2 separate regions of the Homo sapiens genome follow, and region 2 is linked to region 1. A link is an interaction called in ENCODE POLR2A ChIA-PET data of the cell type or tissue named here. Cell type or tissue: PC-3. All regions are shown on one strand. Links, peaks and the distances in the headings refer to the core of each region. The heading gives the core; the rest is flanking DNA.

The links. Peaks named below come from ENCODE experiments on the same cell type or tissue, not always from the same donor. Only the 100,000 strongest peaks of a DNase experiment are listed, where the experiment ranks them.
Region 2: POLR2A ChIA-PET joins it to region 1 with 11 read pairs; 2 of 35 experiments call an interaction of 5 or more read pairs at or near these places.

What each region holds. Positions count from the first base shown.
Region 1 is chr3:22,373,627-22,389,164 of GRCh38, reverse strand. It overlaps the pseudogene HMGB1P5. Among named protein-coding and RNA genes, the nearest start is that of ZNF385D-AS2, 420 kb to the right of the region's middle. In PC-3, for the core only: no CTCF peak of the experiment used is centred there; a DNase peak (open chromatin) is centred at 11,584.
Region 2 is chr3:23,656,386-23,671,923 of GRCh38, reverse strand. It overlaps LOC124909353 (a long non-coding RNA gene), which reads right to left and starts at 5,809. Exons shown (of 2, transcript XR_007095844.1): 1 at 1,865-5,809. RefSeq lists enhancers at 1-422, 2,658-3,857. In PC-3, for the core only: no CTCF peak of the experiment used is centred there; DNase peaks (open chromatin) are centred at 3,233, 4,273, 5,973 and 7,283; H3K4me3 peaks cover 807 bases; H3K27ac peaks cover 4,825 bases.

The sequences.
Region 1 (15,538 bases), core at 5,109-13,108:
GGCAATTTTCCCAAAAGAAAATTATTGAGAGGTCAGGTTAGCTCACCAGAACATAATACTCTAATTGTTTGAATTGAATTTGGAAAGAGTAATGATCTAAGTGAAAGCTGTGAAAACAAAAACATAGGAATATTAGCATTGTCCCAAAATAACTAGTGGAGAATGAGGTATACAACCGCATTCCACTCACGTATAAATGAAGAATTGGCATTTAATTTAAGTGTTTAGAATTGTGGGATTGTATTAAATCCAGGAGATGGTTGCAAGTATAACGAGTATGACTCCTCAAGAATATTACCTGGGCTCACAAGTCAGCTCCATAACCTTGAGCAAAGTATTACTTCTCTATGTCTCCATTTCTTCAAAAGGGAATAATGGTAATCCTTAGTTCATAGTTGGGTTGTAATAGAAAATGAGATAATACATGTATAATACTTGATACAATGTCAGGGTAGAGTAAACATGTGCCAAGTATTAGTAATTATCATCCATAACACGCAGTACTTCATTGTATTAAATTACACAATCTTAGACTTGGAAGGGATCCATTGCAGGAATTCTCTCCACTACATTTTTAGAAATGGTTATACAGCAATAAGGTGCACTCTACTCCATAAGTATCCTATGTCCTTCTGAATAGGCTTAATCATTGTTGAGCCAACATCTGTGATCTCTAAGTTACACCTATTGTCTCTGCTTCATAGAACTTCATATAACATCTGAGCTTTCTTCGACATGGCTGCCTTTCAAATGCATTGTATAAAGACAGATATCTCATTTTCCATTTGTTTTCTCACGTCAAGGATAAATATTCTAAATTGTTGGGTTTATGTTGTAATCCTCTTTATTTGAAGACACTGTTAACTGGCTAACCAAATACGCATTCTCAACGCCCTTCTCCCTTACCTTCCTCCAAAATACAGTTTGAAAAGTTTATTCATTCACATGGCAGCTAATGGTGGCCACAAGACTCAATTCTAGCCAGTGATGTGTATAGAGAATTCAGACTGGAGACTTTTCTTTCTTTCTTTTTAAATAGAGATGGTGTCTCACTATGTTGCCCAGGCCGGTCTCAAACACCTGGGCTTAAGTGATCCTCCCGGCTTGTCCTCCCAAAGACTGGAGACTTTCTGGGAAAGCATCTAGTTTCCCAGTAAAAGTGACAGTTCCAAATGGCTTTGTCCCTTCTCCTTTCTTCCTCTCTCTCTTTTTTTTTTTTTTTTTGGCTTTCTTTTTGTTTATTATTATACTTTAAGTTTTAGGGTACATGCGCACAACGTGCAGGTTTGTTACATATGTATACGTGTGCCGTGTTGGTGTGCTGCACCCATTAACTCGTCATTTAACATTAGGTATATCTCCTAATGCTATCCCTCCCCGCTCCCCCCACCCCACAACAGTCCCCAGTGTGTGATGTTCCCCTTCCTGTGTCCATGTGTTCTCATTGTTCAATTCCCACCTATGAGTGAGAACATGCGGTGTTTGGTTTTTTGTCCTTGCGATAGTTTGCTGAGAATGATGGTTTCCAGCTTCAAGTGAGAACATGATCATCGGGGCTGTAGCAACAGCACTTAAGATGATGAATTTGAGGGCAACACTAGCAAGCCAAGGCCCCAGGGTTGGAATCATAGAGAGCCTAGCACTTATTAACCATTTTCAGCAGCTCAGCTAGTATTTATAACCAATGTTCTTCATGTTTTTTGTAGATTAGATAGTAACTGTTTATATCATTGAAACCAGTGATTCTCCAACTTTAGCATGCATCAGAATTATGTGCGGGGATTTTTAAAACTCAGATTGCTGGGTCGCTACTCTAGTTCCTGATTCTGTAGACGTGGAAAGGGGATTGGGAATTTGTATTTCTAACAAATTCCCAGGTGATGCTGATACTTATGTAGTGGTGGTGGTGGTGGTGGTGGTAGTTATTGGAGGGTACTTTGAGAACTACTGTTTTAAACCATTGCTAATCTGATTGTTGTTTCTTTACAGTTTATGACCTTCCTTAATTAATATAAGCAAAATTCACTTTATATGATTTTGAATAGTTCTCTTGAAGTGTTTTATCAATATTCAAAAGGGATTTTTAAAACTCTTCTTCACACTAGAGAGCTCCTTTATCAGACCTTTATACTTTTATACCAGCTAGCATAGTTATCTGAGTTGCACTTTAGCAAATCAGTTATCAGTCCATGGCATATTTAATGAGATTTTATTATGTTCAGGACATTGCGAGGATTCAAGGAAAGGTGAGATATTGACACTGCTTCCAGGGAGTTTACATAGAGTTGATACACAAAGACACAATTTCCATCTGTATCAAAAATTATGATTTCCAAAGAGCTTTCAAGTATATTAGCATATTTAATACTCAAGATAATGTGAAGTAGAGGAGGAATATTGTCACACTCATTTAATAGAAAAATTGATGTCCAGGCCAGATGTGGTGGCTCCCACCACTTTGGGAGGCCGAGGCCGGCAGATCATTTGAGGTCAGGAGTTCGAGACCAGCCTGACCAACATGGTGAAACTCCATCTCTACTAAAAATACAAAAAAAATTAGCCAGGTGTGGTGCCATATGCCTGCAGTCCTGGCTACTCGGGAGTCTGAGGCAGAAAAATTGCTCAAACTGGGAAGGTGGAGGCTGCAGTGAGCCGAGATTGCGCCACTGCACTCCAGCCTGAGTGACAGGGACAGACTTCATCTAAAAAAGAGAGATAGAGAGAGAAAGGGAAGGGGAGGGGAAGGGAGGGGAGAGGAGAGGAGAGGAGAGGGTAGAAAAATTGAGGTCTAATTAATTAAATGATGAATGTAAAGTATGCCAAAAGTAACAGATAACAAAATCAACTCTAGGAATTTTAACACCTAATTCAAGCACAAGTACATTAGACAAATACTTTTATTATCTTTTGCCACTTCTGTCTCTTCTACTTTCAGGACAATATAGGAATATAATTAGCTTTGTTTTTTTTAATGCTTTGTGGTCATAAATCGCCTCTCATCCAGAGTGAAAGACAACTGGCTGTTTGAAAATTCTCTCAAAGAAGCTCTTTTTAAATGCAACATTCAACCGGTGAGAGATGTTCAGAGCTGCTGTGTACAACTGCACCAAGTTGGCCAGCTTAGATGACAAGTGGAAACTGCAATTCTAGCCATGTGCCCTGTATGCAACTACATTTCTTCAGAGGAAGGGGAAGACTATTTATCAGCTCCAGGACAGAGGGTGTCAGCACCTACTAACTTCTTCCACAGTGCCATGAAAATATCAAAACTTTCCCCTTGAGTTGGGTACCATTTTGGAAGAAATACGGATTAGGGAGATATTTTGAGAGGGAAAACAACATTAAAGGAAATTTGAAATTTGAGTTAACTGCTTATGTACTCAAAAGAGTTTACTTGCAACTAGAGGTAACTAAGTTGCTTTGATTTTAAATTTGAGTCTTCCATACTCTTCTCTTCACTCTCCCTTCCTCTACCTTCCATTAGCAAATATAGGGGCTCAGGAGGAAACTACTGGATTTTAGAGAAGTAGATGAGCTCCTTTTTGTTTGTTTCTTTGTTTTATATGTTTTAATTGCTAGGTATACATTTCTACCACACCACATATGTAACATTTGTCATCTATTTCAAAGGGTAAGAATTAATTCCAATAATAGGAATAGATAGATGATACTATGCACCACATACAGAATAAAGTACAAGTTACGTTTCTTGCCCTGGAATTACTTGCAGTCTAAAATAGAGAAAAAAAATGTTGATATAAATGTTTCTGAATGTAAGTAAAGAAATTCTCAGTTCATTACACAGTTAGTGAATATTGTTCATTTGCACAATTAAATTATATGCACTTTTCGTTAATTATCTTTCTCAATTTTAGACATTTTAAAATTCATGAACTATAACAATAAATAGTATAAAACCTTTCTAGTTTTAAAGAATTTTAGTTAGTATACTATAAATAAGTGTAAATTGAAAGCCATGCGGAGAAAGAGATTTAAATAGAAAAATTGCCTTTTTTTGTATGTTATTTTACATGAAAAATCAAAATGTAAACTTAATTTCTGTTCAGGACTGGGATTCTAAGTGAAATAGGCTATTACCTATATAGTGTAATTTGTATAGTAATTTTTTTATTTTTCTGATGATTGAAATTCAACCATTAGTGATAGATTCTTTAGGTGTAAGCATTGTAGTCTTTCTGTAGGACTTTTAAAATGCAAATGAATGTGGAAGACTACAACCAAATGAAGTTCTGTACAGTTTAGCATGGTTGCAAATATCAGAAGGATTCATTTCTCAGCAGAGCGACATGAATGTTTTTAGGTGTTTGGAGTAAAGTGTAAAAAGAAAGACATTAAAACTTGGAAGAACGGCAAATTTTCAGGAAAGTCAAGTGGCGAGACGTGCCAAAAACCAGTATCCCTTACTTTACAATTATGGCTACAGCTGTGCCTGTTTTATTATTCTATACATGTGTAAGTTGCTAACTGCTATAATAACCACGCAATCTCAAGAGCTTAACAATAAGAGAGCACATTTCAGCAAAATGTTTGGCATGTGGTGGCTCTGTTAGACCCTGGGTCCTTGAAGTCCTCAGTTGTTCCCTCCTTTATGCTTATTTTTGTGGGTACATATATTTATGGGGTATATGAGATGTTTGATATAGACATGCAATGTAAAATAAGCATATCATGGAGAATGGGGTATTGATCCCCTCAAGCATTTATCCTTTGAGTTATAAACAATCCAATTACACTATTTAAAAATGTACAATTATTGTTGACTACAGTCATCTGTTGTGCTATCAAATCATAGATCTTACTCATTCTAACAACTTTTTGTACCCATCAACCATCCCCACCTCCCTCCCATCCCCCCACTGCCCTTCCCAGACTCCAGTAACCATCCTTCTACTCTCTATGTTCATGAGTTCAATTGTTTTGATTTTTAGATCCCACAAATCAGTGAGAACATGCGTTGTTTGTCTTAATGTGCCTGGCTTATTACACTTAACATAATGATCTCCAGTTCCATCATGTTTTTGCAAATAACTGGAATCTCCTTTTATGGCTGAATAGTATTCTATTGTACCACATTTTCTTTATTCATTCAACTGTTGATGGACACTTAGGTTGTTTCCAAATCTTAACTATTGTAAACAGTACTGCAACGAACGTAGGAGTGCGGATATCTCTTTAATATACTGATTTCCTTTCTTCTGGGCATATATCCAGCAGTGGGAGTGCTGGATCATATGGTAGCTCAATTTTTAGTTTTGTTGAAGACCTTGAAACTATCTCCACAGTGGTTGTACTAATTTACATTCCTACCAACAGTGTATGAGAGTTCCCTTTCTCCACATCCTCTTGTGCATTTGTTATTGCCTATCTTTTGGCTATAAGCCATTTTAACAGAGGTGTGTTCCTCTGCTTTAAATCTACAAATGACAAGATGACAGAGAGGGAATGAGCAGGTGTTTGCATAAATATCCCAGGGGACTTTGGGGGCCAATGTTTTCAGTCAACATTTTTGTGGCCACAAGTAACTATAAAGCCTTTTCTAGATGCTGGGCAGCTGGTCAAAATAGTTTTTCCATGTTCCTAGGAGAGAAAGTAGATGGTTTGGTAAATAGCCAGCATTTTTTTTCTGCCATCATTAGCTTTCAGAATTATTAATAGAAGTGATCCTCTAAAGGTGAAAGTACTTAATATTTGAAATAGGCCAGACATTTGCTTGACAGTAGATATGATTTCCCAGATAGGGGCAAGACACTTAATAGTCATATACAACACTCTCAATTTGTCATCTTCTCTTAACCCCTATGTATAGTAAATCAATAAACATTGATTGGGTCCCTGTTGTACCAAATATCTATAATCATCACTGCTATTAACACCTATTGACTACATACTCTGTGTGGAACCTTGTGCTGTCTACTTTTAAAAATACAATGAAGCAGTAAGTATAGTAGGAAATTCCTTATCTGATGTGATCAGGATCAGAAGGTGAGTAAAATTTAAAGCAAAGAATATATAACTGAAGCATTTTTATGTTTAACTTGATACATATGAGTGTACATTCATTCACCAATTTCTAAATGTAGGGCAAAGATCTTCCTTGCAGTATGGGTGTTTATCATCACTTATTTTGAAAACCCATGATGCCTAATCTACCTGGAGCACACAGTATTGATTGCCTGTCTAGAAGCTACTCCCCCTCTTCTACGTTCCCAAGAGCTTCTTTTTTTTTTTTAATAAAAAAATTGTATTTACTTAGAAGCATTCAGAATGTCAACAAAACAGCTGCAACTTTTTTTTTTTGCAATTACAGAGTGGTATTCAGTTAACAGAACAACAATTATTTCGTATAAGCTGCATCAGAGACAACTGAAGATGAAAAAACTACCATCCCCATATATAACTAATTTGTGCTGTGCACCAACAAGAACCTGCTTTAAATTTCCATGCCAATTTACAACCCCCATACTGTACCAGGCAAAGTTAGTGGCTATTGAAAATACCACCAGGACAGGGCTATCTAAAGACACATTCGGTAGTGTGTTAACTATACAAAAAAAGACACTGTACAGTTTAAAAACAAATCTTACACCGCCTTACATTTCAATTTTTTTCTTTAAAAAGAGTGAATTGTGTACAGGGGGGTTAAATGCTTTATAGACAAGAAAAAAAACTGCGCTACAACCAACTTATTCATCATCATCATCTTCTTCTTCATCTTCTTCATCTTCCTCCTCCTCCTCATCCTCTTCATCTTCCTCATCTTCCTCCTCTTCCTTCTTTTTCTTGCTTTTTTCAGCCTTGACAACTCCCTTTTTTGCTGCATCAGGCTTTCCTTTAGCTCGATATGCAGCAATATCCTTTTCGTATTTTTCCTTCAGCTTCGCAGCCTTCTTTTCATAAGGCTGCTTGTCATCTGCAGCAGTGTTATTCCACATCTCTCCCAGTTTCTTCGCAACATCACCAATGGACAGGCCAGGATGTTCTCCTTTGATTTTTGGGCGATACTCAGAGCAGAAGAGGAAGAAGGCCGAAGGAAGCCTCTTGGGTGCATTGGGATCCTTGAACTTCTTTTTTGTCTCCCCTTTGGGAGGGATATAGGTTTTCATTTCTCTTTCATAACGGGCCTTGTCCGCCTTTGCCATATCTTCAAATTTTCCTTTCTCTTTAGCAGACATGGTCTTCCACCTCTCTGAGCACTTCTTAGAAAACTCTGAGAAGTTGACTGAAGCATCTGGGTGCTTCTTCTTATGCTCCTCCCGACAAGTTTGCACAAAAAATGCATATGATGACATTTTGCCTCTCGGCTTCTTAGGATCTCCTTTGCCCATGTTTAGTTATTTTTCCTCAGCGAGGCACAGAGTCGCCCAGTGCCCGTCCGGCTCTCACTTGCCCCGGCGCTGTCTCTATGGAGCTCAATGTACTGCCAAGAGCTTCTTTTACACTGGTGCATTTCCCTTTCCCAAGTGAATTGGGTGATTCTCTGGCTTACCAATGAATGGCGTTAGGCGATGATCTGTTTCTGGCCAATGAGACACAAAAGAAATCTGGGGAAATTCTTTGAAAGATGTCTTTGCTGCTAAAAAGCAATGTAGGGGTGTGGGAGACAGTATGCCAGAGTTCCCTTTCTGTTGTTGACTATTGATTTATCAGGGTGGGGTTCCTTATTCTGCTGCAGTGATTTTGGCTTCATGAAGTGTTGTTGCCAATAAACTAGAAGTGGTCAGGCAGACAGGTGGAAATGCTATGGGATGACTTGATTAACCTGTTGTGTTTAACAACTCCGGAGCATTTCTACCTCAGGACTTCTGGCTCACAAGAATGGGAATTCCATTATTCCTTTAAAGCCATTTCAAGCAGAATTTCTGTTACTTCCAGCCTAAAACATCTTAATTGAAATACCACAATTCCTAGTTTGGGTTTTGTTAACCTGCTATGAGACATTAGAGATGTTTATTAAGACATTCCACATGAACAGTCCTCCTAGATTGTAATGATTTTTTTTCCAGTCTTTTACAGCTGTCTTATTGGCATCTAATTCAAAAGGAGATTTTTTTGGTTTGCTTTTCAGTAGCTCTTATTTTGGAAATTTAAAAAGCATTAAATGTAATTTTCATAGATGCAACATTGTTTTTCACACTCATATTTCATTAGTTTATGTGATTTTTAACTAAAATGCATAACTATAATAATAAGCACAACAAAATTGGCTGAATCTTAGTAAATATATGACTCAACTGGTAAGAACAGTAATTGCATGCACATGAAAAACAGTCTTTAGCCAGCTGAGAGCTTTCAGGGAAGGGGGCATCTGACAGGATAGGGGGACTGAAGGCTATGGATTAATCTATCCCATTGTTGAATGGTGGTTAGTTAAGATCTATGTGTCAAGTTGAGAAATATGCAATAGCCAGTTTTGTTTTTCAAAAATGGCTGAATATTGGCAATTTCAGATGTTTCAACTTAAACACACACACACACACACACACACACACACACACACCACGTCCTTCAGTCTCCAGGATTTTAAAATCCAATTAGGGACTAAGGTATAAGAAAAAATCTCCAGTGCAACCTAGTGTGTATGTCGGTGTCCACCCACATTCTCTCAGATTCATTTTTATTGTTTTATTGTTTTCACTTTTAACAGCCAGCATCTGTGGCTCATTTTTAAATAGCTGCCCTTAGGCTACTGGAGCCACTTTGCCCTCCTATGCAGAGAGCTAGAAGTGCCTGAGAATGCACATCCTCCTGGGAAGCCTCAAGCAATGATGAATGATGGATGTGGAAATACGAAAATCCAGCCCTCTGGTCCAGGGGCTGGAGCTGAATGGGACTAAGCTGAAGCCACCCTCTGTGGGACTTCACCCACATACTTGCTCCGCTTCCTCCTTTTTCTTTTCTTACTTCTACCACTCTCCTACTGATTTCTCCTGGAGACTTCCCTTAATCACTTGCACCTTCAACTGAAGGGTGCCCTTGGGGAATCTGTCATAGCACAACAGAAATAGTAAATGTAGACTGAGTGGTGTAGACAATATATATTAGAGAAATCAGGAGTTGAGGACTGTCACTGCCAACTGCGGTGATGAAGAAAGGCTTCCAAATATAGTAGAAACTAGATTTTATACACTTGTATCTATTCAGCAAATGATTGTAGAGTGACTACAATGTGCCAATTAGTGGTGATGGCAATGGAGGCACTTGCTAGGCCAGTAGTTCTCAAATTATGATCCCTGGACCACCAGCAAAAGCACCTGAGAATTTGCTAAACATGGAAATTCTCAGACCCCAACCCAACACTAACTTATCAAAAACTCTGGGGCCAGGGTCCAGCAGTTTGTATTTTTACCATCCTGCCAGGTGGTTCTGGTGCATATTCAAGTTTGAAACTGCTGCACAAAGATCTGATGACATATCTTATCTGCCAATTAATAATTGTGAGCTTGGAAAATTTATTTCATTTTCTGATGTTTAGTTTCCTCATATGAAAAAGGTAGGGGTGATGACATTTGCTGCTTGGGGGCCAAATAAGTATTAATTTTCTTGCCTTCATTTCTCTCCATATTGCCTTCCTTTCCTTCTATTTCTCTCCCTCCTTCTCCTCTTCCTTCTCTCCTTCTTTCCCTTTCTACCTTCCTTCTTCCCTCTCCCCTCCTTTTGTCCTTCTCTCCCTCTCTTCCTTTATCTCTCCCTCCTCCTTCCTTCCTTCTTTCCTTCCTTCCTTCCTACTTCTTTCATTCCCTCCTTCCTTCCTCCTCTCTTTCTTCCTCCCCCCCTCCTTCCTTCCTTCCTTCCTCCCTCCCTCTCTCCCTTCCTTCCTTCCTCCCTCCCTCCCTCCCTTCTTTCCTTCCTTCCTCCCTCCCTCTCTCCCTTCCTTCCTTCCTCCCTCCCTCCCTCCCTTCTTTCCTTCCTTCCTCCCTCCCTCCCTTCTTTCCTTTCTTCCTTTGTCTTTCCTCTTCCTTTCTACTTACTTGCCTGATGTTTTCAACCTGGTTATTAAAGATGGGCTGAATTTCACTAGGTGGAAAAAGAGGACTAAACTTTCTAGGCAACAGATGTCCCAGTCACAGCAGGGGGATCATTGGGCTAAAAAGAAGTCACAGTGAAAGGATAGGAGTGGCAGGTTATAATGAGGAAATGGGATTTCAGATGCTGTGTTGTAGTTTAAACTATATTGTAAAGGCAATGGTAAGGCATGGGATGTGAAGGACTGGGAGTAACTTGGCAAAATGCATGATTTGGGCAGATTTCTCTGGCATTGATCTACTCCATTTAGAAGAAGATCAAGATTTCAGCCTTAGATTTCAGTCAGTAAAGCTTATACATTAATATTGGCAATTAATCCAAATGGGATCCCGAATCTAAATCCTGGCATTCTAAATATGAAGTAGAAATGAGTCTAAGTCCTGCTGAGCACAGGAAATCAACTTGGCTGAAATTTAAGACAGAAAGTGAGTAAAGATGGCTTAGTGATACTCAACCTGATAGAATGGGAAAATCGCTAAAAGAGGAGTCAATGGGGGATATTGCTGAAGGAGACACACAGAGTTTGAGGTGACGTAACATTTGTGGGTTACTGAATTCATGCTTCTAGACATCCAGGAAAAGAGCAAAGTTTCATAAATATCCCTGTAAAGATAGATACCTGGGCAAACTGAAATGTATATAATTTACACACACACACACACACACACACACACACACATACACATATTACAAACCTCACTCTCTGCTAACTTGTATAACTACACAGCAACTGATACATTATTTTGGGAAAGATTCCTGTTTGGGTAATAAAATGAAACTATTTTGAAGCATAAATGAATTGTATTAGGTTGGTACACAAGTAATTGTGGTTTTCGCCATTGAAGGTAATTTCAAAAAAACACAATTACTTGTGGACCAATCCGATATATGTAACACATTGTATCTGTGTGTGATTTTTTTTCTTTTGGTGTCTGCAAAATGTGCTGAGTTTATTGCAGCCACAGTACTCCATAGGATTGCTTTGTGTATTTCAAGTCTTTACCCCCATCTGGGCTGGATACACTGAGTGCTAAATTCACTTCCTTGTCATTTTATTCTTCTCCTGTCAGCTTCCCATCCGTTGATCAAAAAATATCCAGAATCCCCAGAGTCACAAATAAGTTCTACATTTGGCCATTACATTGATCTTTCTTATTTAGCATATACTTAAAAACCATTTTCTATTGATCATAGTCCCCTCCTCAGTATCCAAACTCTAATTATTTTGAAATATTTTTATGTATACTTCCATTAGTTACTCCAGAGTTTGACTAATAATGGGAAGGGACATTTTAGTGTTTTTTTGTTTGTTTGTTTGTTTTTTTGTGTCATGGAAAAGTATACTAATCAATGGCCCTTTCTGATGCCCTGTGAAGTTCTGTGAGGATTTTTCCTGGTATCTTAATTGCAGTAGAATAGACACAGTGGTGTTCTGGCATCTCTCATCCAAAACAAACAGAAGGAATGTTGTATTAAAGATTTATATGGAGTAATGCTTCAAAACCAACCTGACCCATAGAAGAGCATAGCATGGTTCACTGCTGAGTCATTTGGTCAGAGACAGTCTGGAAAGATATTGTAAAGGAATCATATCCTCAAGAGAGTTACAGAGAGAAGTGGGTTGCCTCAGGATATTCCAGAAGGATATTTGCTCCAGGAAAAAAAATTATGTTAGAGAAACACTACAGAAATGATTTTCAAACTTGAGCATATATATAAATACCTGAAGGTCTTGTTAAAACATGACTGCTGAAATCCACACCCAGATTGTCTGCTTCAGTAGATCAGGGATTGAGCCAGAGAATCTGTATTTCTAATAAGTCCCCAGGTGATGCTGCTGCTGTTGATTGGTAATCATTGGCTTAGAACATCACCAGAAAGAAAGGTTAGAGTCAGGCGGGAACAAGAAACATATTTTTTTTTTGCTCCCAATTTTTTTCCAATTGTGCAGAGATTAATTTTCATAAAACACTATTTTGTTCATACTTTAAATTAGCTCAAATTGTTATTCTTCATTTTCTTCTCAATAAAACCATAAAAACAAACCCAAAAATGAAAATCTTCAGCAGTATTCCAAATCTTCCACCTATATCCCTGAAACACTGGTACCTTTGCTTGTTCTCAAAACATTTTTAAGCCTTCAATCCCTACATGTTTTGTTCATTCTGTTTGTTTTCCCTGGAATGCCATATTGTCTTCACCATCATTTTTGCCTTTCAAAGTCCAAAGCATTCTTTAAGACTCAACCTAATCCCTTCTCTTCATTAGGCTTTCTCTGATAAAGTGAAAACTTCTTACCCTGAGCTTCTTGCAACTTGTTTTTCCTCTTTTATTTTTTTTTCACAAAATCTTTCAGTGCCACCTATTATAGCTAGGGCAAAAAAGCAAATACTTTTATATTTAACTTAGTGAAGACCTTTTAATCTTCATATTCACCTTATGAGGTAGATACTATTATTATCCTCCTTTTACAGATAATTTACTTCTGTATACATCATTTACTTCTTAAGTTTCATGATATCAAACATATGATTTTAAGTACATTTGTGTTCCCCCAAAGTACCCATTACAGTGCCTTGCAAATAATAATGCTTATTAAAACAATTGCTGCATTCAATGTAGTCATCTTCTGTTTGCTATAAAATAGTAATAATAAAATATTCAAATTCTCATTCAGGTTAGTTCTTCAGGCTTCTATGTGAACGTAATTCTGATTATTAGAAAAGACTGGTTGTTGCAATGGTACAAAGACCTGGTTCCCTGTCATCAGCTCAGGATAACTCTAAAGGGCCAATGCAGCCCAGAACTCCTGTGAGATTGACAGAAGGCCAGTGTTGAAACTGTATTGTAGCTTTACCCATTCCCACATGCTCTATTCTCACATGCCTTGACCTCAATGGCTCTCCCCAGCAAATAATCCTGCACACTAATTTCCATGTCTACAGAGTCTGTTTCCTGAATAACCCAATCTAAGAAAAAAGGAGTATGGGCTAACTACGTTTATTAACTTTTTAAAAAACTTTTCCAGGGCCGGGTGCGGTGGCTCACGCCTGTAATCCCAGCACTTGGGGAGGCCGAGGCGGGTGGATCATGAGGTCAGGAGATCGAGACCATCCTGGTTAACAAGGTGAAACCCCGTCTCTACTAAAAATACAAAAAATTAGCCGGGCGCGGTGGCGGGCGCCTGTAGTCCCAGCTACTCGGGAGGCTGAGGCAGGAGAATGGCGTGAACCCGGGAAGCGGAGCTTGCAGTGAGCCGAGATTGCGCCACCGCAGTCCGCAGTCCGGCCTGGGCGACAGAGCGAGACTCCGTCTCAAAAAAATAAAATAAAATAAAAAATAAGAAGGATTCCAAAGACGTTCAGCCCATTCAAGGGAGAAAGTATATGCAAAGAGCTTGAGACAAGAAAAAATTAGCATATTAGAGAAACTGAAGATAAATATGTCACTCAGGTTTGAACAACAGGCATTTTCTCAATGTGTATTCATGTTTTCTCTTTAATCTCTCTGTGCTCACCTGACCATCTCTAGAGCAAAATTTTCCCTAACTTAGTTTCCATGACATTGAAATAATAGAACCCATGACTGTATCTTCGCCCGTCTTTTTGGTAGTTCTTTGGTGTCCCTTCTTCTTTTAATCTAATAATTAACTTATTAATTATTAAAATATTCACGAACATTTTTAGAGCCTATTATCTGCCAAGCACTCAGTCAGGTGCTGGGGCTGTAACAGTTAAGAGGATACGCATGGTCCCTGCCCTCTCAGACTGAGCAGGTTAGTGTAGAAAATATAAATTGCAATGAAAAATCAGTACATTATTTTTCATCCTTATAATGACTTTATGTGGAGGGTACTATTTTTCACATTTTACAGATGAGAATATTGAGAAACAAGGAGGTCATATAGCTCTAAGCTTTTGTCCTGAGTACTTTTGTTGCTTCCTATATTCTACCTCATAAACCTCACATTCTCCCAACAGTTGAACTCCATACACATGTCCAGAGCTCTAAAACACAAGAGCTAATACAGGCTCTAATGCAGAACCATTTCCATAGAGCAAAGCTTGAATTTCTAGATGTATAAGGATCTCCACCTGAACATCTCCCGCAGACCTTTGACTACAGCTGCCTAAAGAGAACTCATTATCTCACAACCTTTCCTAAACAAACATTAAAATAAAACTGAACAACTGTAAATTCCCTTCTTGGGTTCTCAACTCCTAAAAGTGTCACTATTTTTCTAGTTCTCCAGGGACAGAAAGTTAGAGATATCTTTAATAAATGCCTCTTCACGTAATTGCTGCACGTTGTTAGTTACATCTCAGCAATGTCTCTTTTTAAACATCCTTATATTTCATTCTCCACAGCTGCTATCACTGTTCTTACCTTCATGATCTTTTACCTAGTGCTTCCACGGCCTCCTAAATGCTTTCTACAGCTCTACTATTTTCTGGTTCTAGATCATCTTATGAACCTGTTATATCAGATTAATCTTTTTGGTACATTCCTGGTCATGGAGGTCCCCTGCTCAGCATTTCTGGAGTGAAGTACAAATTGCCCAGGCTAGCAATTAGAGCCCCACTTGACATCTTCCAAATCATTTCTTCTACCTTCCTCCATGTACTGTATGCTCTGGGTAGAAGGGTAGACTATAGACTACTCCCTTCCTTTTTATCTCTGTCAGAGAAAATCATATCTTAAGACTTCTGTCAAATGACCTCCCTTCAATGAAGTATCTCCAGACTTCACTGCCTTTTGAACTTTGCTAATGTGTTTGGTGTTCTCTTCTGGCACCATAGTCTGCCTAATACGGCACTTATTGGTATGTTGTCCAATTTCTCCTTTAAAGCAGGGGCAGGACGAGTTTTTTTTCACTCCCAAGAAAGGCCTTTACCATGGTAAATTAGGCTTAGTAAGTACTTCTTGAATTGAAATAGAAGGATGGGTGTTTACATTCAGATGAAAGCATGGAAAAAGAGAAAGGGTCAAACTAACTTATCAGTCATGCTAATTCAAATCACAACAGATCTTTTGGTGCATTGACTATATTTCTGTCTTTATTTTTTTGTTCTTGGCATTTGCTCTTCTTATCTGTGGGTTAATAAGTGATTTGGCTACTTTTTAATACACACTTGAATAGCGCTGCGTGTCTGGAAAATTCAACGATGGCCTCCTGGGAGGAACAGACTGCCCCTTAGAGGATATTACTTACATTTTCTTTCTAAATCAGGGTGTGTTTGTGGGGTGGTCACTGTGGATTGTTTTTCAGAGCTTCTCTTGAGAAAATGTAGAATGGTAAATTACCAAAATCTCTCTACCCTGTCATCAGCATTAGTATTCGTAATGATTTTATCAGGAGTAATTATTAATAACAATAATGAGAAGCTTGCCTGTAGGGTATTTTATCCTTTGGCACTGTGTTCATTAGTTATTTGGCCTCCACAGCATCCTGAAACCCCATGAAAACGGGGCTTGTTTTGTTATTTCAGACTAT
Region 2 (15,538 bases), core at 2,388-10,387, 1.3 Mb before region 1:
CCAGGCCCGCCACACTGCAAGTGCAGTCGCGCAGCTTCTATTAATAAATGGGGACCACTCTGTCCATTTGTTTAAGAAAAGTCTGCGCTGGCTAAAGGAAAGAAACCCATCTGCCGGCCGAGACTGCTGAGGAGGAGGCGCTGCCAGGGCTCCCGGGGCCAAGGCTATTCATTTAAAACCCAGGAAGAGGGGGCGAGGTGGGGTGGGAATTGGATAGTGAGCTGCGCTGTCCACTATGTGAACACATTAGCCTCGCGGGACATGTGGTTCTTTAAATTGGAATTAATAAAAATTAAATACAATTTAAAATGGGCTTCCTCAGTCGCACTGGGCACATTTTAAGCGCTCAGCAGCCCTTGCCATCACTGTGGAAAGCTTCACTGGGCAGCACCGCTAAGTACAAGGAGATATTGCGACAATTGGCAAAATTTGAATGCAAAGCCGGTATATGTTTACAGATTGAAACCACTGTATCCATGTTTTTTCCTTTTTTTGTTTTTTGAGACAGGGCTCTTGCTCTGTCGGGCAGGCTGGAGTGCAGTGGCTACACTCACTGCAGCCTTGACCTCCTGGCTTCAAGCGACCCTCCCTCCTCAGCCTCCCAAGAAGCTGGGATCACAGGCACTGCTCCACCATGCCTGGCTAATTTTTTCATTTTTTTTTTTTGTAGAGACAGATCTTGCTATTTTGTCCAGGCTGTTCTCGAACTCCTGGGCTCGAGTGATCCTGCAGCCTCGGCCTCCCGAAGTGCTGCATTACAGACATGAGCCAACGCCCAGCCATGTTTCCTAATTTTGATCCCTGTCCTGTAGTTACATAAAATAATGTCTTTGTTCTCAGGAAGCATAGGTGGAAATATTTAGGGGTAAATGGGACATGATGTCTGCAACTTAGTTTCAAATAGTTCAGAAAAAAAAATGTAGATACATAGAATGATAAAGCAAATGTGGCAAATTATTAACACTGGTGAGTCTGGGTGCTATTCTTGCAACTTTTCTGTAAATTTAAAATTATTTCGAATGTGAGGATTAAAAAAGGAAAAATGAAGAAACAAAAACTCCAGAGAAGCTAAGTTAAAGAGTTGAAGTTAAGGAAACACTAAGAATGTATCCCAAGTGGCAGCCCTCACTCTGGGTAGGGACTTCTCATCTGACAGCATACTTCCATGGGCTTAATTGCCCACATAATTATCCCCACCCATACCCCTGGTGGTCCTTTGGAATTCTCACTGCCCTCATGGTGCCTTTTTACATACTCGCAGGGCAAAGCTTCCCAAATTCCAGGACACTCCATTCTTTGTTTTCAAGACCCAGCTCTAGACCCCATTCCCTGAACTTCAGTAATCAGTGTTTCACCTGGAAGAGACTCGTCAGAGCAGTATATATATATATATATATATGTGTTCCCAGCTGCAGCTGAAACAGTTTTCATGCATTGAGTAAAACTGTGTGGTGCACCTGAGGGGCGTTCTTGGTACTGGGATGCCTCAACCTACCCATCTAAGGATCACTGCTCTAAGAATTTTTAAAACTGGTTTGTGCTTACATCCTTATGTATAATTTTACTTAAAGGTGTGACTGTAATAATAGACATGGATTTACTTTCAGTGGAGTTTTATTTGTTTGTTTTGCTTGTTCTCCCACAACACTTTTCTCTCTTTCCTTGGCTTCTACAAGAGGGCACAAATCCTGCTACTTTTGCCTTTATTGCAACCCCCACAGATCCCTGGCTTCAGACACATAGAGCTGTCTGTCCACACTTCCTGGCACTGGGCCTGGAGGAGAAAGGAGCTGTGGTCCTGGAATCCCCTGAGCTGGTTTTCTATGTAAGTCTCTTATTATGAGAGCACCTCATTCTTACTCACCTTTATTAAGCAGCAGGGCACCGGATGTCATGGTGGTCACAGAACCTGCAAGATGTTGTCATTAAATTCAGCAAACATTTTTTGGGAGTCTACTTTTGGGCCCAGGCACTCTGCCAGGTGCTGCTGATACAAACATCATCAACAAGATCCTGCCTTCGAGGAGTTCCCAGGCAGCAAAAAACAAAGAATAGGATAAATGGTGTTTTTGTGAGTGCCATGGTAATACTGGGCATGGGGCTGGAGCAGGGCCTCACCTGCGGGAGGCAAACCCCACCTTCTTCACTGCAACAGGCTCTCTCAGCATATAATTTCTGACGTCATCAACGCAGCATCTTTTGATGTACACTCCTCCTCAAACTTTCATCTCACGTGTAACAAGCATCCATTGTGATCTCAAGGTCCCAGCCTTTCTGTAGCTCCCAACTAAAAGGCAGTTTCAATTCAGACCAACCGGAGTCCAAAATAAAGGGTCCAAGACAGGAACGTGTCTGCTCCTCTTTGTGTAGATAGAAATTGTTTATTGCTCTAGCTCTCTTCTCTTTTGTGAAAGCTCCACGCTTCTTTTCAAAATGATTCCCATTCTTTGCAGAGTTGTCTATTAGCTGCCTCCCACAGCCATGCTCAGGCTTTGAAGTTTATGGATAACTCAGCATTTCTTCCCTGTGGATATGAGAGGCACTTTGAATCGGGCATGGTGGTGCGTGTCTGTAGTCTCAGCTCCTTGGGAGGATAGCTTGAACCCAGGAGTTCAAGACTGCAGTGAGCTATGATCATGTCTGTGAATAGCCAGTGCACCCCAGCCCAGGAAACATATTTTTTAGAGACCTTGTCTCTAAATAAAATAAAATAGAATAAAATTTAAAGAAGCATTTTGGCATCAAATAAAATACTCAAGGTAGGATATGTGCGTTTCCCCTGCCAGCAATAGCTTAAACTGTACAACTGTACAAAGAAGTGACAGTGACTTCAGGCACACATCCCATTAAATCCAAACTAAATGTATTCTAAACTGAATGACCCCTTAGCAGAATTTTCAGAAATGCACTTGGACATGCCAACGTCCACCACTTAATAGGAGGGGAAGTCAGAAGAGAAAGAGACAGGCATCTTAACCTACTGCAGAGAAAAAAAAAAATCTTACTTTTGTAAAATTGACAAAAACATATGATCCTGTGACTATTCATTGGGCCCCTACCATGGCTTCCAAGGGCAAACAAGGGCCTCTGAAGCTCAAGTTTCAGTAGCTCGCTGGTAAATCCACCTCTGCTTACATCGAAATGTTCTGAATGAGTCACTCTTATAAAATCAGTGACTCCTACTAAGCATTTCCTCAGAGGGCCTTTGATTTCAGAAGCTGTCTCTGGAAAAGGCATTCCTGGGATCCCTCCTTTTCTCCAGGACATATTAATGAATTGACTTGGAGCCAAGACAGCCTTGACTTGGAACACCAAAGCTCTTTTAAGTCCATGGGGCTCAGATTAGGTTGACCAACTACCTGGGTTTGCCCAGTATGTCTAGCTTTATCTCGGAAAGTCCCATATTCCAGGAAATCCCCTGAGTCCCAGGAGGAATGAGATGGCTGGTGACCTACCCTGGGCTCTCAGAGGAGGTGTAGATTTAACGAGCACACACACTTTGGGATTGCATGGCAACCTGCCTTCCCAGCACAGCCTTGAACATCTTAACCTTGAAAGCAGTGGAAACCAGCTCTAAATCAGACTTAAGCAGGAAAAGGATTTATTGAAGGGATAGTTTTCTCTCTCTGCTTCTTTGCCTCCCACTGTGAGCGTCAAAGCCCTGGGCAGGGGCATCTGATTTGCCATACTGAGACACATGTCCACCACAAACTCATGTTTGGGGCAGGAATGAAGCAAGAATCTGCCTTCTTTTTTACTTCTGTGGTAAGTGATACACCCTATCAATCCCCAAACATATACAGTGGGTGTCTTAGTCCATTCAGGCTGCTGTAACAAAATACCTTCAACTGGGTAATTTATAAACAATAGAAATTTATCACTCACAGTTCTGAAGGTTGGGAAGTCCAAGATCAAGGGACTGGCAGACGCCATGTCTGGTGAGGGCCTGTTTCTCATAGACAGCAATGAATGACTGCATCCTCACATGGCAGAACGGGCAGAAAGCCTCCCTCAAGCCCTTAAACTATCCACGAGGGTGGAGCCCTCATGACCTAATCACCTCCCCAAATCCCCATCTCCTTTTTATTTAGTTTCCACATACAGCAGTGACAAAGTCCCCATCTCTTAACACCATCACCTTGGGGGTTAGGTTTAAACACATGAATTTTGGAGGGACACAAATATTCAGACCATAACAGTGGGGAAGTCCCCGAATTTAGGAACAAGGTTCAGATGACTGCCATGCAAAGAAGCCACAAAGTAAACAATGAAGAGTTTATGTTGTACAGTCACATACCACATAACGACATTTCAGTCAGTGAGGGAGAACAAATATAACAGTGGTCCCATAAGAATGTAATGGAGCTGGAAAATGGCTATTGCCTAGTGATGTTGCAGGTGACTTAACTGTGTTATAGTTACATGTGTTACATGTTTGTGATGATGCTGGTGTAAACAAACCTACTTCACTGCCAGTCATATAAAAGCATTATGCATACAATTATGCACAATACATAAAAAACAACAACAAAAAAGAAAACAATAGATAATACTTGTTTTTTTTACATATTTACTATACTGTACTTTTTATCGTTATTTTAGCCTGTACTCAGCAACCCTGTTGCCCTTCTTAAGGATACAGATATTCCTGAGGGTACGGACATTCCTAAAGTTATAGCTGGGCTCTGTCTTTCTTATACCTTGTTCCAAGAGGCAATGCTCAAAAATGGCACAGACCACCCAATCAGAAGGGATGCTGACTATAAACAACTACAATCATGTGCCACATAACGCTTTGGTCAACAATGGGCCGCATGTATGACAGTGGTCTCCATATATAAGATTATCATGGAGCTGAAAATTCCTATCATCTAGTGACGCAAAGCTGTTGTAATGCTATTGTCATTGTAACATCATAGCACAACACATTACTCATGTGTTTGTGGTGATGCTGGTGTAAACAGACCTACTGCGCTGCCAGTCAACTAAAAGTCTAGCTCATACAATTATGAATAACACATAGTACTTGATAATAAATGACTAGGTTACTGGTTTATGTATTTACCATACTATACTTTTTATCATTATTTTAGAGTGTACTCCTTCTACTTAGAAATATGTTAACTGTAAAGCAACCTCAGGCAGGTCCTTCAGGAGGTATTCCAGAAGAAGGCATTGTTATCATAGGCGTTTTCAGCTCCATGCATATTACTGCCCCTGAAAACCTTCCAGTGGGACGAGATATGGAAGTGGGAGACAGTGATATTGATCATCCTGACCCTGTGCAGGCCTAGGAGAGTGTGCGTTCTTGTGTCTTGATTTTTAAGAAAGAAGTTTTAAAAGTTAAAAAAAATTTTAATAGAAAAAAGCTTATAGAATACAGATATAAAAATATTTTTTGTACGCTGTATAATGTGTTTGTGTTTTAGGCTGTTATTACAAAAGAGTCAAAAAGTTGAATTTTTTTTAAGTTTATAAAGTTAAAAAATTATATTAAGCTGGCTGGGCACGGTGGCTCACGCCTGTAATCCCAGCACTTTGGGAGGCTGAGAGGGGTGGTTCACTTGAGGTCAGGAGTTTGAGACCAGCCTGGCCAACATGGTGAAACCCCATCTCTACTAAAAAAAAAAAAAAAATAGCCAGGAGTGGTGGCACGTCCCTGTAATCCCAGCTACTCAGGAGGTCGGGGCAGGAGAATCACTTGAACCCAGGAGGCGGCAGTTGCAGTGAGCTGAGATCGCGCCACTGCACTCCAGCCTGGGTGACAGAGCAAGACTCTGTCTCAAAAAAAAAAAAAAAAAAAAAAAAAAAAATATATATATATATATATATATATATATATGCTAAGGTTAATTTATTGTATAAGAAAGAAAAAATTTTAAAATAAATTTAATGTAGCCTAAGTATACAGTGTTTGTAAAGTCTACAATAGCGTAATGTTCTAGGCCTTCACATTCACTCACCACTCACTCACTGACTCATCCAGAGTAACTTTGAGTTCTTCAAGCTCTATTCACAGTAAGTGCCCTATACAAGTCTACCATTTTAAATCTTTTATATTGTATTTTTACTGTACCTTTTCTATGTCAAGATACACAAATGCCATTGTGTTATAACTGCCTACAGTACTCAGTACAGTAACATGCTGTACAGATTTGTAGCCTAGGAGCAATAGGCTATATACAGTCTAGGTGTGTAGTAGGCTATGCCACCAAGGTTTGTGTAAGTACACTCTGATGTTCGCACAATGACAAAATCACCTAACAATGTATTTATTAGAATGTATCCCCCACAATAAATAACACAAGATAGTCCATAAATCAAGCATCAACAACTTCGGGGCAGAGGATAGGAGGCAAGCTACATGTGTCAAGGCGGCTTTATGGAAAACTGAACACCTACCATATAACTTCAGGAGGGAGCGTGGAGGACCCTGGGCTGTGGGCTGTGTGCTCAGGATGTTTGAATGCAGGACAGCCAGCATGGAAGGCTGATAGGAGAAGCACTGTCAAGATCACTGGTTTTCAACCCTACCTGCATCAGAATCCCCTTGGAAGTTTTAAAACTACTGGGTCCCACCCCTAGAGATTCTGATTGAAATGGAGCGCCACATTAGGATTTCTATAAATTTCCCAAGTGATTTTAACATACAACAGGGTTTAAGAACCACTGGCGGCTGGGCGAGGTGGCTCACGCCTGTAATCCCTGCATTTTGGAAGGCCGAGGCAGGCGGATCACTTGAGGTCAGGAGTTCAAGACCAGCCTGGCCAACATGGTGAAACCCCATCTCTACTAACAATACGAAAATTAGCCGGGTGCCTGTAATCCCAGCTACTTAGGAGGCGAGGCAGGAGAATCGTTTGAATGCAGGAGGCAGAGGTTGCAGTGAGCCAACATAGTGCCACTACACTCCAGCCTGGGTGACAGAGCTAGACTCTGTCTCAAAAAAAAAAAAAAAAAAAAAAAAAAAAAACAACAAAAACAAAAGAATCACTGGCGTAGGTATGACCAGCTCAACCCTTGTTCCACACTCCCTGAAATTTTGTCAGAAATTCCAAAGACTTCCATGAGATTTCTGCTCTGACTCTGTCTTGGACAGCAACTTTCTCTTGGAATATAATGTTTTGATTAGCATTATTGAATAGAAATGTAATGTGAGCCACATATATAATATTTTCACATATCTACTTGGTGGAAGGAGACTGACCTGGGGAACTGCTGTGTGACAGGCTCTGTGCTGGCCCCACAATCAACCCTGCAATCAGTAGCATCATCTCCACTTTACAGATGACTAAGTGGAGGGTCATAAAAGCTGACTATCATGCCCCAAACCATACAGCTAGTAAGAGGAAGAGCTTGCATTAGAATTTAGATTTACTGAATTTAAAATCCCGAAGTCAGATCCATCCTCAGGAGAGGAAATCCACTGGGGAAAAAGGTCAGAACCAGCCATAAGGGAGCTCTTACAGAGTAGGAAGATGTTGGGTTTGGAGAGGAGATCTCAGAAGAGATCCATGAGTGCCATCTTCCAATACCTGAAGGCTCACCGGTGGTTAGACTGGCTCTGTGTCATTCCAAGGGGTAGCAGTAGAGTCAATAGGTAGAAGTTGTAAGGAGAAATATTTCCACGGAGACTGAGGACACATTTTGTCAACAGTCAGAGCTGCCCAAATTCGGATACTTTGGAAGATAGTGAGGACCAGGTGCTGCAGAAGACCAAGCAAAGGCTTTTGATACTTGGCCTGTTCCCCAAAGGCTGCAGCACTGTTCTGTGGAGTGGCTACATCAATTCGCCTGGGTGTTATTCAAAATAAGCAGGTCCATCCCAGGCCTACTATATCAGAATCTCACGGAAGTGAGGCCCAATGACTTTTATTTTGAACAAGTGTTTGCAGTTATTGTGATGTTGTGATGTGCAGCCAGGATTCAGAGCCACTGCTGCACAGAGGACGACATTTAAGCATCCGTTGGATGGTTGGACTATATGACTTTTCAAATCTCTTCCAGTGTTGAAATTCTATTATACCATGTTCGCTAAAGCTTGCCAACCAAATTATGGTGAGTGAACTTGGCAAGATTAATCATTTCCTTATTTGGCCTGTTTACTACTTAATGGGCAGCAGTGGGGGTAGAGTTCTTTGGCTAAAAAAGCAAAACTGCTAGTTGCCCACATTAGTTGAGATGCATTAGATTTTAACTCTTTTTTTTTTTTTTTCCTTTGGTAAGACAGGAATTCAGGGGAAGGGGCAAGGTAAAACAAGAAATATTTTCTCATATTTTCTTGCTAATAGAAATGTCAAATTTTTGCACTCATTGCCAGGAACCATGGAGTTCCAAGCTCTTTTATAAAAGGCAGTTAGGAACTTTGAGTTGGTCTACTATAGATAAGGATAGCAAAGGGCTGCAAAACTTGGCCTGTGGGATGAGACCATGTTAACAGTTTCCAAGGAAGCAGCTTTTACAAGCTTTATTCATAACACACCATTGACGAAAAGAAACAAGTGCCAAGCCCCATCAAGTTGAGGTATTGTTGAGAACACAGCTGGGTCACAGACGGAGTTGGAAAATGCAACCAGAGGAACACCAAGAGCAGCAAACTGAGAATGAGTTTTTGCTTTTCAGTCTCATCACTGAAAAGACACCCACGGCCCTCAGTCCAAATAGAAAGGAATCCTTGAGGACTGAAGCTGGGGTCACAGAACATCTGAATCACCAGATCCAGGTGCTGCACGCTCTTGGTCAGAGTGAGGACTGTACAAAAAGAAAAACAGGATCCCCTCTCCGAAAAGCAAATGAAGTGGTCATTTCTTTGCCCAGAACAATGCAGAAAAGTTCATCATTTTGCTGCCTTTTTTATGGAAAGATAGCCTGAAGGACAGGTACTGAACTAAAAAAAATTAGCTAAGGAGGCCAACAAGAATCCAGGTAAAAAGAAAATGTGGTAATAAATGCCTTAACTCCATTAAGTTTGAGCCAATAGCTGCTCAGTCAGGAAAAGCCATAAATGTAGAGGAGGCTGTTATTGGTTTCAGGTTCTCTATTTCTCCCTGAAGGGCATTATTTTGTTCTTTGCTTCACTCAGCTATTAAACATGGTCTTTTGAGAACAATATCTGGATTTAAGACACGTGGAATCTATTTTTTTTTCCCCTAAAACTTCCATCAAGTCATTTGTCCCCACTCTTTCTAGTTGGTCATATTTCTGGCACGGCTATAACAACCGTTTTATCATTTCTTATGGGATAATCCGATTCCAGTTCTCATGGCTCCTTCCGGTTCTACATTCGGGTTGTCTCTTTCTCTATAAGCGAGTGGGCTGCCATCATTTCAGATCTGTGCCTGTGGTTTGTGTGCCTCGACAAGCCATTGTCATGTGGACACAGCTCAGAAAAGTGTCTACATCTGGAAAGAATGGGGAACAGCTCATCTATGTACTCGGTAATAAACGCTCCCGAATATTCCCATACTAGGATTTCTACTGGGAATTCAAAGAAAGTCAGTGTGGTCTGACTTTTGTTTTTGTTTAAGGAAGTGGTTTTCAAAGTGAGGTCTCTGGTGGCTGTGAGCTAATTAAAAAATGCAACTCCTTCACCGACTTCCATTTTTATGTACCACTCAGGTCTTCTTACTAGGAATTTATAAACAAAATTAGCACCATACTTGAGGATGCACAGAACTCTATTTTGTCCTCTCCTAAGAGGTCCGGCTGTGAAAACACTTGGCATCACGACTTTGACTTACTTTTTTTCCTAATAAACAGATTTCATGACCTAGTATGCATCGTGGTTAACCACAGCTACAGCTAAATAAAACATCTACATGTAAACAACCTCTTCTTGTTACTATCTAGTTGCTCTTCCATGGAAGGTTGAAATGGGTGGACCATTACAGTCTTTTGTCTCAACTGAATGGTGTGGAACCATAAAAGTTTGTGAGGACTAGTCTAAAACAATGGGATGTACCAGAAATGGAACAAGCTTTTGGAGTCAGACCAACCTAGGGTCAAGCCTCCATGCACGGATTTCAGTCGGCAGGTTGAAATCCAGCCTACACTCTGCCAGTCAAGCCTCTGTAGAGCTTGGTTTCATTCAACATTTACTTCCCTAGGAGTAAGGGGGAAGGAGTAGGAGCTGACTTTGTAATCTAATGTACATGAAGGTGTATAGACCAGCTGCGGCCCTGAAAATACACCTTCATAGCAGTGTGACTTTGGGAAAATGCTTATTGTCTCTGTAGCCCAGTCTCCTTGTCTGAAATTGTAGGCTAATCATTTCTCCTTTGCAGGACTGTTGTTGAGGTAATTAGATGATGTATGTAAACTGCCTGGTGCACTGTAACAGATGTCAGCAAACCTGAGCTCTGCTGAGGGCCACCATCTACTCCCAGCCCTAAACTCAAATGAGTTGGGGTGAAGTGACTTCTCCTAGACGAGAAGCATCAGTATCCCAGATGAGATGTTCTGTCCAGCCAAACATTCTTTAGTTTTTGTGGCAGAGATGTCAAAGTCTTTGGGGGATAGACAGACTTAAGTGTCATTCCCAACCCTCCTACCCACTCACTATATGACTTTGAGCAAGTTATTCATTCCTCTGCGTCTCCTGTTTTCTCATCTGTAAAATGGGAACAAATAAAACTGATTTCAAAGCACAGAAGATGAAATGATTAACACAACAAGCCAAGATTACGCTTGGCACAGTTTTAGGTGCTCAACAAATTTGAGTTCTTTTCTCCCATACCCCCAACCCTTCCTTATCTGGTTCTTGGTTTCATTTAACATTTACTAAACCCCATCCAAAGAGAAGTGCAGTCTTCACCTTCCTCAGCGCTCTTTCATGAAACCAAAAAATTACTTATAGCCTTCCATGCATATTTTGATTAAATCAAATAACCACTTCATAGACTTACTATATCCTGGCAGCTGTGTAGATAAACCGGGTAGAAAGATAGAAAAAAGATACAATAAATAGGACTGAATAAAGATCACAGAAACCATCCTAGTTATATTTGGGACTTGGGATGTGATAGCAATGGCCCTACAAATCAGGATATTAGGACAGCTGGCTATTGAAATGGAAAAAATACAATAAAATTAGGTCTCCACCTTGCCCACCATATAGAAATAAATTCCTCATGGACTGAAGACCTATATAAAACTTTACAATATTTAATCTTAGGGACAGGCAAGGATTTCTTAGACAGGATGCAAAAGAAAGCTGAACTCAAAAAGTGGATACATCTGAGTTCAAAATGAAAACCACCTGGAAATATATGTAGCAGACATCATAAAAGTGTTAAAAGACTGATGACAGGCTAGGAGATGTTTGCAACAAATAAAACAGATGAAAGATTATATTCAAAATATACAAAGAACTATAAATTATTTTTTTAACTCCATTAGAAAAATAAAAAAGGACAGGGACAAAGAGGGCACATCGGAGTAAGTACGGCCAACATCCCCCATAGAGCGTGTGCTCAACCTCCCTAGTCATCAGGAAAATGAAGGTTAAAACCCCAAAGAGCTCCCATCGGATTATCAGAAATCAAAAAGTCTGACAAAATTGACTGCCTGAGAGGATGCAGGGACACAGAAGCTCTTATACAGGAGCTGCTAGTGGGAGGGTCAACTGGTTGCCATCACTTTGCAGAGCAATTTGGCTACACATACAAAAGTGGAATCCACGTGCACTCTACAAAATCGCAGTGTCATTTGAAATGTCAGCAAATTGGAAACAACCTGAACTGCCATCAAGATGGGAATAAATACGCTGAGGAATGTTCATAGGGTGAAACATGGGAGTGAATGCTGTCTCTATGCACACACATGGCCCAAGCTCAGTGCTGAGTGAAAACAGCAACTTACAGATGGGTATACATTCCTGTAACTGTAAAGTAATAACCCAGCCACACTGCAGTTTATGACACATGTGCACTTAGTAGAAGCACAGAACAAGAACGGGAGGGACACACTAGCTTAGTGATCATGCATGTCTTAGGGAGAGAAGAGAATGAGATTAAGTCAGGGACAAAAGAGCCTTTCATTGTATCTGTAATATTCTCTTGCTTTCTAATTTTTTTTTAATAACAAAATGTCAATCTTTGTTCATTCTGGGTGGTGGGCATGCTGCGTTTTTAGTGTGTTGTGTTTAGAATTTTTTTTCAAACCAATAGAAAGTATTAAACTCTGGAACTTTGAAAAGGAACAATGAAGATCAAGTTTGAGGCTTGCCTGAGGAATTCAATTTAGAATGTTTATAGGATTTTAAAATTATTTTAAAGATTGCTTAGGAGAAAAAGAAAGGAAAGGGAAGAAGAAAGATAAAACAAAGGGAGGAGAAAATCTGAAGTGGTACGAGGTGGACATTTGCTCTAGGACGGCTGCTGAACACGAGGAGTGACACCACAGCTGGGGACTTGACCCCAAGGGGCACCTCTGCTTCAATGCCTAACAGGGGTGGCATCATCCACAACCTCTTGTGTTCAATGAACGTTTATTTATATCAAGTAGCCGAGAGCTTCACTTCCTCTAGTCTGTCAACAGCTAACAGTGTCGTTTCGTTTCTCTTCCTTCCTTCTTTTCCATTTAGTAATTGCATATAGGCCTAAACTTGTTTTTCTTACATCTAGAAGTTTGTGATTACGGTTTTTATAATAGCTTATATAAAATTATTCTGTTATTTCTTTTACCTTAGAGTTTTTTTTTTTTTCTTTAATGTCATCAACTTATACTTAAAACCTTTTTATGCTGACTTACAGCCAGGCTTGGTGAATTCAATAATGCCCCCCAATAAAACCCCTCTCACCAACACCCGTGTTCCTTGAGTGCCTGCTGGGCACCAGCACTGGGGGTTATAAATGTAAAACATATGGGCAGGCCAACTCATGCGTGTTTATTGTTTTCTCTCTATTTATATGAAGCTCCTCTCCTTTAAAGCACCCAGGGATCTAATTACATGGTCATAGCCAAAGACTTAAGTATGTAATAGATCCAGTAATTTGTTATTAAGTACATGGATATGCTAACCATTTGCATAGATTAGAAGCGCCATGGAGGATGAAGTTAAAGCCAGTGAAAATGAACCCAGCAAGGTGCAGGCATCTTCAGAAACCACACTTGAGTAATCACAGCCTTAATAAAGTATTTTATGCTTCAATACATTTGTAATTGACCAATGATTTGTTTCTATGGGGCATAATACCCAATAATAAAACCCAAAGACTAGGACCTCTATCACATAATTAAATATCTTTAGTTCTATTACAGATAGTTCAGAGTGGGGTTTGTTGTGTGTGTTGGGGGGTGATGCTTCGTTTTGGTTTCTCATAATTTTTTCAGATTATTTCATGCGAGCAATTGAACAGTCCTTTTTAAAATATATTTTCTCACTGACAAAATAAGTGCTATGGTTGTATACACCGTCTCCTAGTCTCAATACTTAGCGGAGTTCCATACATCTAGTATGCAAAAAATTACATTTTATTTATTGTTTAAGAAGATAAAACTTTAAAGGTTGAGTTTTAATTTTACTTAATAGATATATTTCATCTTCCATCTTTTTGCTCAGATCTGATGTTTTTAAAGAAAAAAAACAGGGAAGAATAAGGAAAGAAGTATTAAGTTAGTAAGAGAACATGTTCCTTTCTGGAATCTGTCAAATGATAAAATATATTAGAATGAACTATTTTGAACCTACACAGGTGGCCATTTCATATATTTAATATTTCATCACATAGCTATGGCTTGATTTCTGTAAACGCAAGATGTTGAATTGCTAATTGTAATATGTTTAGCTCAGTTCCTAAATCCTGGGCTGGGGAACCTCACAGGGCAGATGAGTTGGGCCTCTTTATGGCTGACAAAAAGAATGTTCCCTCCCAGCATTCTCTGGGTTGCCTCCTCTGCAGAAATGGGCAAATTCTTAGAGTATGTGAGCGACTTCATAGCTGGCCCAATTACCCTTCCTTTATTCTTAGGGAGAGAAGTTTGACAAGGAGACGAGAGTTAGAATCAAGTGGTTCTCAGTCTCAGAGGGTCTTGAGCCAGTAGGTTTCTCACATGTCTTCCTTCCTTTCTTCCCTTCCTTCCTTCCTTCCTTCCTTCCTTCCTTCCTTCCTTCCTTCCTTCCTTCCATCCATCCTTCTTCTCTCCCTCCCTCTCTCCCTTCCTCTCTCTCTTTCTTTCTTCTTCTTCTTCTCTTCTTTTTTTCTGAGTCTCACTCTGTCACCCATACTGGGGTGTGGTGGAGACATCATGGCTCACTGCAGCCTCAAACTCCCGGGCTCAGGTAATCCTCCAACCTCAGCCTCCCAAGTAGCTGGGACCACAGACCCGTACCACCACATCCAGCTATTTTTTTTCTATTTTTTTTTTGTAGAGATGGGGTTGGCCACATTGCCCAGGCTGGTTGCAAACTCCTGGGCTCAAGTGATTCACCTGCCTTGATCTCCCAAAATGCTAGGCATGAGCCGCTGCAACCAGCACAAGTGTCTTCTTGTTAATCACAGGTGGAGACCTGAGGTTTGTACAAGCTGTACTTGAAAAGTAGTTGGAACAGAGAACACTTTGCCAATATGCCTTTTTGAGAGGAGCCAGGAGATCATTTCTCACACCTATCTTATCTACACTAATCTTGCAAATGTCACCTAGGGTGTGTGCCAAGGCAGAGGAGACTGGGACAGGCCTGAACTTACATAGTATTAGAGTTTTCTGTCTGTTTTCTATTCATTATTCCTACTTTCAACTTGGGGAATTGAGACGTGAAGAGGTTAATTGCCTTTGTCTGAGGCCACAAACACCTGAGGGATAGTTCTTGAGCCCCAAACTCTGGCTGCGAGCCCTCCTCTTTCCACCAGCCCACCCTCCACCTCACTGAGTCAGCTTGGCCACAAACGGGTGGACTCTGGCTGTGTGCCGTGACCACCTGTCCATAGCTGGGGCTGTCCACCTGCTTTTCAGACCGTCCCTGCCTGAACCTCCCCTTTCTCCTTTTGCTAATGGCCTTAGCATGTAGTGAAGAGTGGATAGCTGTTCCATAGGGGCTCTTTTGCTCACCTCTTTCTGCATTTCCCCATCTGATGGGATAAACAGGCAGTTGGCAGTTAGGCAGACCTAGATTTTAATTCCAAATCTGCTACCTACCAGCTGTGTATCCCTGGGAACCTCTTCATGTCTCAGTTTTTTCCTTAGTACAAATGAAGCTATAATATCTCCTTAGAGTTGTTGTGATGATTAAAGAAGTGGATGGAGGTGAGTTGCTGGTACATGATGAAGAGTAATAAATGTTTTTTTCCCATTCACCTCTTCCGAATACTTATATTGCTTTTCCATGCACCAAAGGGAAGTCTGTAGCTGTACAGTATTAGTTACATTTTTAGACAATTCTAAATAGTAAAAGCTTCATTAATTTGCATTCCATTCAGCTTTGGTAGAAATTCAGCCAGGAATGCCTTCTTGTTGTGTTCATAAAGAAAGGGTTTGCTAAGCTAAGGTGTGTTAGTCAGAAAAGGCTAGGCTTGTGCTGCAGTAACAACCAGCCCCAAAT